Regions from separate parts of the Homo sapiens genome. Here regions 2 and 3 are each linked to region 1. A link is a loop called in an ENCODE intact Hi-C map of the cell type or tissue named here. Cell type or tissue: PC-9. All regions are shown on one strand.

The links. Hi-C counts contacts between places; a loop is a spot of excess contacts. Peaks named below come from ENCODE experiments on the same cell type or tissue, not always from the same donor. Only the 100,000 strongest peaks of a DNase experiment are listed, where the experiment ranks them.
Region 2: it touches region 1 in a loop (8-fold over the local background); 1 of 110 quality-filtered maps calls a loop at or near these places.
Region 3: it touches region 1 in a loop (7-fold over the local background); 1 of 110 quality-filtered maps calls a loop at or near these places.

Annotation. Positions count from the first base shown.
Region 1 is chr20:4,457,974-4,460,473 of GRCh38, reverse strand. No RefSeq gene overlaps it. Among named protein-coding and RNA genes, the nearest start is that of ADRA1D, 210 kb to the right of the region's middle. In PC-9, no CTCF peak of the experiment used is centred here; a DNase peak (open chromatin) is centred at 1,183; H3K4me3 peaks cover 777 bases; H3K27ac peaks cover 2,170 bases.
Region 2 is chr20:4,712,201-4,714,700 of GRCh38, reverse strand. No RefSeq gene overlaps it. Among named protein-coding and RNA genes, the nearest start is that of PRND, 8.5 kb to the left of the region's middle. RefSeq lists an enhancer at 579-1,778. In PC-9, no CTCF peak of the experiment used is centred here; a DNase peak (open chromatin) is centred at 1,140; H3K27ac peaks cover 2,387 bases.
Region 3 is chr20:4,134,312-4,136,811 of GRCh38, reverse strand. No RefSeq gene overlaps it. Among named protein-coding and RNA genes, the nearest start is that of SMOX, 13 kb to the left of the region's middle. RefSeq lists enhancers at 591-1,790, 1,099-1,898. In PC-9, no CTCF peak of the experiment used is centred here; a DNase peak (open chromatin) is centred at 1,071; H3K27ac peaks cover 1,951 bases.

The DNA of each region.
Region 1 (2,500 bases):
TAAAGCTGGATCCATATCTCTACTACACGTTCCAAAATAATATAAATGTAAAAAATAAAATAAAATAATTAAGAAGAAAAGATAGGTTATTTTACATTAGAGTAGGAAAGATTGTCTAAAAATAATGCAAAAGTTCACAGTTATAAAATAAAGCTTTGATAAATTGTGTTAAATTAATAATACAAAGCTGTCACATGACCAAAATACCACATAAAAAGTCAAAAGACAAATGAAAAAATGCTCCCCAAATTGCAACTCATAGAGAAATGCCTAATCTTAATATAGAAAAAGCTACTGGAAATTAAGAAAGAATAATGCAACAAGCCAATAAAAATTTGATTTCAAAAAATGAAGACAATTTACAGATTAAGAAATAAAAGGTGGCCTATTAAAATATGAAAAGATGCTCAATGTCTACAAAAAAGGGTCAAACTCTGTAAAATATTTAAAGAGGCTTATTCCAAGCCAAATGTGAGGACCGTGATCTGTGACTTCATCTCAGAACATCTTGAGAACATTTGGCCTTGGTGGTTTGGTTACAACTTGATTTTTTGCATTTTAGGGAGACAGAAGTTACAGGCAAATACATAAATCCACACGCATAAGATTTACATTGGTTCAGCATGAAAAGGTGGAACATTTCAAAGCTTTGAGGGGCTTCTAGGTCATAGGTGAATTCAAAGATTTCTTGATTGGCAACTGGTTGAGAGAGTCAGGTTTTGCCTGAAGTATTCAAATTAGTAGAAAGAAATGCTTAGGGTTAAGATAATAGGGGCTGTGGAAGCCAAGGGTTCTTGTTATATAGATAAGCCTCCAGGTAGCAGGTGTCAGAGAGAATAGATGGTACATGTCTCTTATCAGACCTTAAAAGGTGCCAAACTCTTAGGAGTTAAATCTCTCCTAAATCAGGAAAATACCTGGAAAGGGAATGGGATTCTCTACAAAATGTAGACTTTCCCCATAAGAGATATCTTTACAGGGCCATTTCAAATATATCAAATAAATATATTTGGAGGTAAAATACTTCAATTTCTTTCAAGGCCTGCTATGTGTCATGTGATGTTATGCTAGTTGGCATTTGGTATCTCATTGCCACAAAAAGTCTGTTTTTATCAGTCTTAGGATCTCTATTTTAAATGTTAATGCTGGTCAGTTGTGCCTGAATTCCAAAGGGAGGTGAGTACAACAAGGTATGTCCAACCCCCTCTTCCCATCATGGTCTGAACTAGTTTTTCAGGTTTACTTTGGAATCACTTTACTTGTAATATAAGACATCTAAATTAAAATCACACTGCAATAATTTCAATGCTGTTCCCTCTGCTTCCCATCCTTCATTCTCTTAATATCACTATTTGGGCTAAATTTTATTCTGTGTTTACAGTGTTATGCTTATACAAATATAATTCACAGCTGAGTATTGTAACATACTACAATGATGTCTCTTTTCTTACTTTTTGTTTTTCCTAAAGTTAATAATTGCCTTGCTTTTGATTTGCTTAGACTTCTTTTTACTCTTGCTAACTCTCCCCACAACTTCCTCTCAGTGTGATTTTCTACAAGGCCAATCACATCATGTAAACTGTTGTTTCTACTTTTTTCTTAGAGACATGCTTTCTGGGAACCTCCATTCTACTCTCCTCGGAGTTGGTGGCCTGTTAGGCCTGATGAGAAGCTGTAACCCTAAGATTTCTTTTTATTGTCATATTCAAATTTCCTTTGCCTTTCTTCTGGGTTGTATTCTCTATTCTGGTATCACATATCTTCTTCCCTTTTGGTTTATTCCCATGGTACAGCACAGAGGAGGGACTTGATCAAGAGGGTGAATGTAGAATCTGGCTTCTAGTGCTTGGGAAATTGGCCTGGGGTCTCTGGACAAATAAAAAACATTACTAAACCACAATAGTAAACAACATACCTACAGGGAGGAGAGAACAGAAAGGAGTAGAATATTTGGATTGGATTATGCAGAGAGGCAAAAACATTTGGAAAAATATATTGTCCTCATAGATTGCTTTCATCTAGGGCTTTGCCACTTCCCAAGTCACCTCTGTTTATCTCCTTTCAATGTGTTCAGTACAGGCACTTGACACCTGGCAGTCACAGCTGGACTGCTTGGGTTATGTGCTGGCCTGTCAGGGACCTGGGCTGCAGTGACCCTTGCAAGAATCTGTGACTGTATGATTAGGATGATTCCTGGGCAGGACAGCCTTGATTTGCTGTTAAATGCCTTGTCTTTTGAGTGCATCTCCAGGCAGGCAGAGAGTCTTATTCTCTTTAGAAGCTGTCAAAAAGCTCAGATGTTTTCTTCAGTTGATGCTGAAATTACACACCCCCTCCTCAAGCAAATGCTCCTAGGAAATTGTTTAGACACTTTGTTTGAGCTTCCAATATTGTCCTCAGATTTAAAAGAAGGTGAGTCACTGTCCTAGTAAAGTTGACTCATTCTTTGAGTTCACCTGGAACAAACCAGTCCCCCAAAAAGGAAGCGTCAATGAAGGTA
Region 2 (2,500 bases), 250 kb before region 1:
AGTTGGGTCTTTTTTTCTTTTTTTTTTGAGATGGAATCTCTCTCTGTCGCCTAGGCTGGAGTGCAGTGGCACGATCTTGGCTCACTGCTACCTCCGTCTCCCTGGTTCCAGCCATTCTCCTGTCTCAACCTCCCAAGTAGCTGGGATTACAGGCATGTGCCACCACACCTGGCTAATTTTTCTATTTTTAGTAGAGACAGGGTTTCACCATGTTGGCCAGGCTGGTCTCGAACTCCTGACCTCAGGTGATCCACCAGCCTCGGCCTCCCAAAGTGCTGGGATTACAGACATGAGCCACCATGCCTGGCCCCTGCTGGGTCTTGATGTATACATTAAGAGTTTGCCACTTGGAGATAGGGAGCAGGAAAGATGTTCTAGGTGGAGGGAACAACATAAACAGAGGATTGTTAAGCACCCTAGAGGTGGCTCAAGAGGCTCTAAGGTATGGATTCATGATGAGTCCGAATGATGAGGCTAGTTCTTGGAGAGAAGTGAGGCCGTGCAGCAGGGAGTAACTCATTACAGGTGCCCCAGTGGAGGACTGGCTTGCCAAAGAGAGTGGGGTGGGGAGGAAGGAACAGAATGGGAACAGCTGACATCTAGGGTGTCCCCATGGATGTCTTTTACAACTGTTTCTGCCCTGCAAGCTTTTCTATCCAGCTTAGCTTTGTGGTCCAGGAAAAGGAGGAAAAGAGCTAACATTTCCTCAACCACACGTTCTCCTTTCCATCCCTGGATAATGGTAATTACTGCGGGGCAGGAGGGGAGTGATCCCTTCAGCACAGGGGCATGCTTCTTTGTAGACCACACCCACCTCCACCATGGAGGTCCTTGATTTGAAGGGTTGACTGAGTGTTCTCTCCCCTCCACTTCAGCTGCCACATGGAAACATTACTGATTTTCCAACTGGACATGAACCAATGCCTCTCTTCCATCTTCTCTGCTCTCCCGACTCCAACTGCAAGTGCTACGCAGGTGTGTGATGACACACAGGGAAGGAGGATTGGGTGTAAATGCAGGCCGGGGAAGACAAGGCCAAATGCCACACGATGACTCAGAAGGGACATCTGGGTCTTAAAGGATCAAGCAAGACCTCTGAACAGAGCCAACAGGTCAAGTGAGTAAGACAGAGACGCAATGTGGGCAGTGAAGAAGCTGAGGCTCCAGCAAGGTCCCCCGCCCCGTCACAAGGCCTGATATTCACACCACCTAGTCTTGCCAAAACAGCTCAGTGTGTGAGAAGGGTGTGTCCTTACTCATCAGCATAACTTTCCTGTGAGGTAGAGAAGGAGCAACTGGGCAGATTGAGATGTCAGGAGAAATGCCAACTTCAGGAAAAAGGATAGAGTTTCCACCAGGTGAATGAAAGGCGTAGAAATAGTCTGTATGAGAAGTAGACTGGACAAAGAAAATGTGGCACATATACACCATGGAATACTATGCAGCCATGAAGAATGAGATCATGTCCTTTGCAGGGACACGAATGAAGCTGGAAGGCATCATCCTCACCAAACTAACACGGGAACAGAAAACCAAACACCGCATGTTCTCACTCACAAGTGGGAGTTGAACAATGAGAACCCACGGACACAGGGAGGGGAACATCACACACAGGGGCCTGTTTGGGGGTGGGAGGCAAGGGGAGGGAGAGCATTAGGACAAATACATAAGGTATGTGGGGCTTAAGACCTAGATGACGGGTTGATGGGTGCGGCAAACCACCATGGGGCATGTATACCTATGTAACAAACCTGCACATTCTGCACATGTATCCCAGAACTTAAAGTAAAATAACAAAAAATAAAAAAAAGAAATAGTCTATATGAGAAGTAATTTATAACCTAGTAGAAAAGGCAGTCACTAAACTTGTCACAAAAACGGGTGCATGAAGCCACTTCCCAGACCCTGAGCATTTATTAGTTCACCAAAGGTCCAGAGGTTTTTCTTGAGGAAACTTTAGTACTTTAGGTAGAATAAAGGGGACCACATTTCTGCCGCGTATGGGCAAAGGGCCTATTCGCCTGGTAACAATCCCATCAGCTCTTGATACCAGCAGGCCTTGTAAATTACATATCACAGCAGGGGCAAGCAGGTTTTAAACTCAGCTGCTCCATAATTAAACATTACTGTGTTCCTTTTCACTTTTCTTACCTTCTTAAAGGTCGAGAATGTTGTATTTCATTTTTCAGCTTTCATTGATTTAGCCTTTGATTTTGTAACCAGAAAAGGCTTAGGACCAAGTGTCTAGAAATGTGCTAGACCTAAAGCTATTAGTGCTTCTCTATAGACTGTTTTCTGGAACACTCGTGAGAAAAACAAGTGGGCAGAAATGTTCTTACAACAGATTAAACCTTAATCAACTACCTAAACCTCCCCCTACCCTCTCATCACCTCTGTGCTTAGGTAGGCAATTCTGTGCTTTAAAAAAAAAAAAGAGCATCATCGGCCAGGTGCAGAGGCTCACACCTGTAATCCCAACACTTTGGGAGGCCGAGGCGGG
Region 3 (2,500 bases), 320 kb after region 1:
CAGATCTTTTCCGAGCCCTGAGCCATGCCAGGCAGGCTGGGGCATCCGTGTCAACAGCACAGGAGATGACCTCGGCCCAGCTGCCAATCCCACAGCATCCCAAACATCAACTCCAGTAGGGCAGCCTGACCTGGTCATGGCTATGTGTATGCCTGTGTGTGTGTCAGCGCCCTGGTTCCCACTCCACCCTGTGGGGGTCCTGGTGGATGGCCTCGCTGGCCACAACCCACTGGGTCAGCAACAAGTAAACAGGATGGACCGATGGCTGCTCCAAAAGCAGATGCCACTCACTATCTAAACAGGAAGGAAACGCTCAACCCATGGGAAGGCTGCCTCCATGCTCTCAGTGATGCAAGAGAGAGGGAAGGAGGAGAGAAAAGAGAAGGGGGAGGAGAGGAATGGAGAAGAGCAAAGGCAAAGAAGTAGTGAAGGAGTCAGGGAGAAGAAAGCAGGGCAAAATTGAGGACATCACAAAACCAAGGTCTTGGGCTACTGTTCCCACCAGGTGCCCTGCGCCCTCCAGGTCCTGCTCCTCGCCAAGCTTCCCTGCCTCCCACTTATCGCTCCGGCCCTGCCCCTGGCCAGCCCACCCCATATCTGACCTCCTGCCCCTCACCCCACCTTCCTCCACTCTCCTGCTATGCCCTGCCCCTGCTACAGCTTGTCCTAGAAATCCTCAAGGATAAACCCACCCCCAGGGTTCCCTTCCTTTTGCACAGAAAAGTTCCAGAGGGCTGGGCTTATCTTCTCTCCTTTGGGGCAGCTATGATATCAGAGGATACACAATTTCTCCATTTTCAAATAGGGACACTGAGCCCTCCATTGGTCCACCCAAGGCCGCCAGCAAATGAGGAACAAATCTAGCCTTTCAGCTTCTGTCCTCTTTCCTGATCCACTTATTGCTGATCTTTCTTGGTTTGCCTCCCCTGGTCTCGAAGGTAACTGTGCCTTGATGGGAGCATCCCAGAGCTGGTGACTCAGGTAGGGGGAGGCTGGGGCCGCCAACTTCCTGGGAGGAGCTGTTAGTTACCCATTAAATAGACCATCCTCTGAGTCACTGGAAGGACTGGGAAATCCTGGAGGTTGGGAGAGGCTGAGTCATCTTTGTCTTTATTTCAGCAGAGAAGAAAAAGGCCTCCCACAGAGAATGGCCAAGCCAGGTCACTGCTATTTCCCAACAGAAATGAAAACTGGAATTGAGCCATGTGGAAAGATGGACCAGGCCACAAGAAGGTCTTCGGGACAACCCTGAAAGAGGTGACCCAGGGAGACAGAGTCCAGGGTCCTTTCAAATCACTGCTGGCAGGAGCAAAGATCAAGATAGGTGAAACCTGATATTCAAATGCAGGCGTGGAAAAAGAATAGGTACATTGAAGTGTGTTGTTTGTCTTGATAAATAATCCTTCATTAGAAAGATTCAGAGTTCCTCTGAATGGCATTCCATGCTTGGAAATTTCCAGGGTTTACTTATAGTTCTGTCCCTGGCGAAGAGAGAAGACACCCCTGGAGCTCATACCACATGAACTTCTGCCTCCTCGAAGAACTGAAGCCATTCTCATCCAGACGTTTTGGGTCATCTGCATGCGCTGGGCTCCTTCGCCCTAGTTCAGTGCTTCTCAAACTTTCAGAATCACCTGGAGAGCTTGTGAAAAACAGATGGCTGAGCCCCGCCCGCGGAGTTTCGGATCCAGTAGGTTTGGGGTGGTGCCCCACGGTTTGCATTTCTTAGTTTCCTGGTGATGCCGATGCTGCTCGCCCATCAAGCTCACTTTGAGAATCACTGATGGAGTTAGACCCACCTACTACGCTCTCTGCACACACCCCAGAGAGCTCTCAGAGAGAGAGCGCTGCTGGGGAAATCACTCAACCCTGTCCTAGGGGCTGTCTGTCCCACCCTGCTGTCCCTTCTGAGACACGGGAGGCATCCTGCTCCTAGCAAAAGCCATTCACTCCACTGTGCCCCTCCTCCTTCAGTTCTCCCTCCTCTCCTGTTTCTTCCATCTCTCCCTGTCTCATGGACTGTTCCCATAAAAATACACACATTTTCCAGCCGCTCTCATCTAAACAAAACAAGGTTACCCTAACCTCCTTATCTGCCTCCAGCGACCACGCCCCTCCTCCGTGATATTCACAGCAAACCTTCTTCAAGGCTTGTGGGTCCTTCCCATCCCCAGCTCCTTCCTTCCCAGCCCACTGCAGGCCAGCTTCCTTTTCCAGCACCTCCCACGTGGCCAAATCCGATGGTCCCCACCTCGCTCAATCTCTCAGAAACATCCAGTCCACTGACCGCTGCCTCCCTCTGGGAAGGCTTTCTGCTGTAGACGTCTCGGACCCTACACTCTCCCGGTTTTCCTCCTGCCTCACGGGACAATGCTCCTCTGAATGTGGGAGGGCCCCTCTTGGTCCTGACTGCCTCCCCTTCCCCACACTCTCGCTAGCCCCATGGCTTCAACGTGGTGTCTGCTGAATCTACGTCTAGAGCCCTGGTCACTCGCTAGAG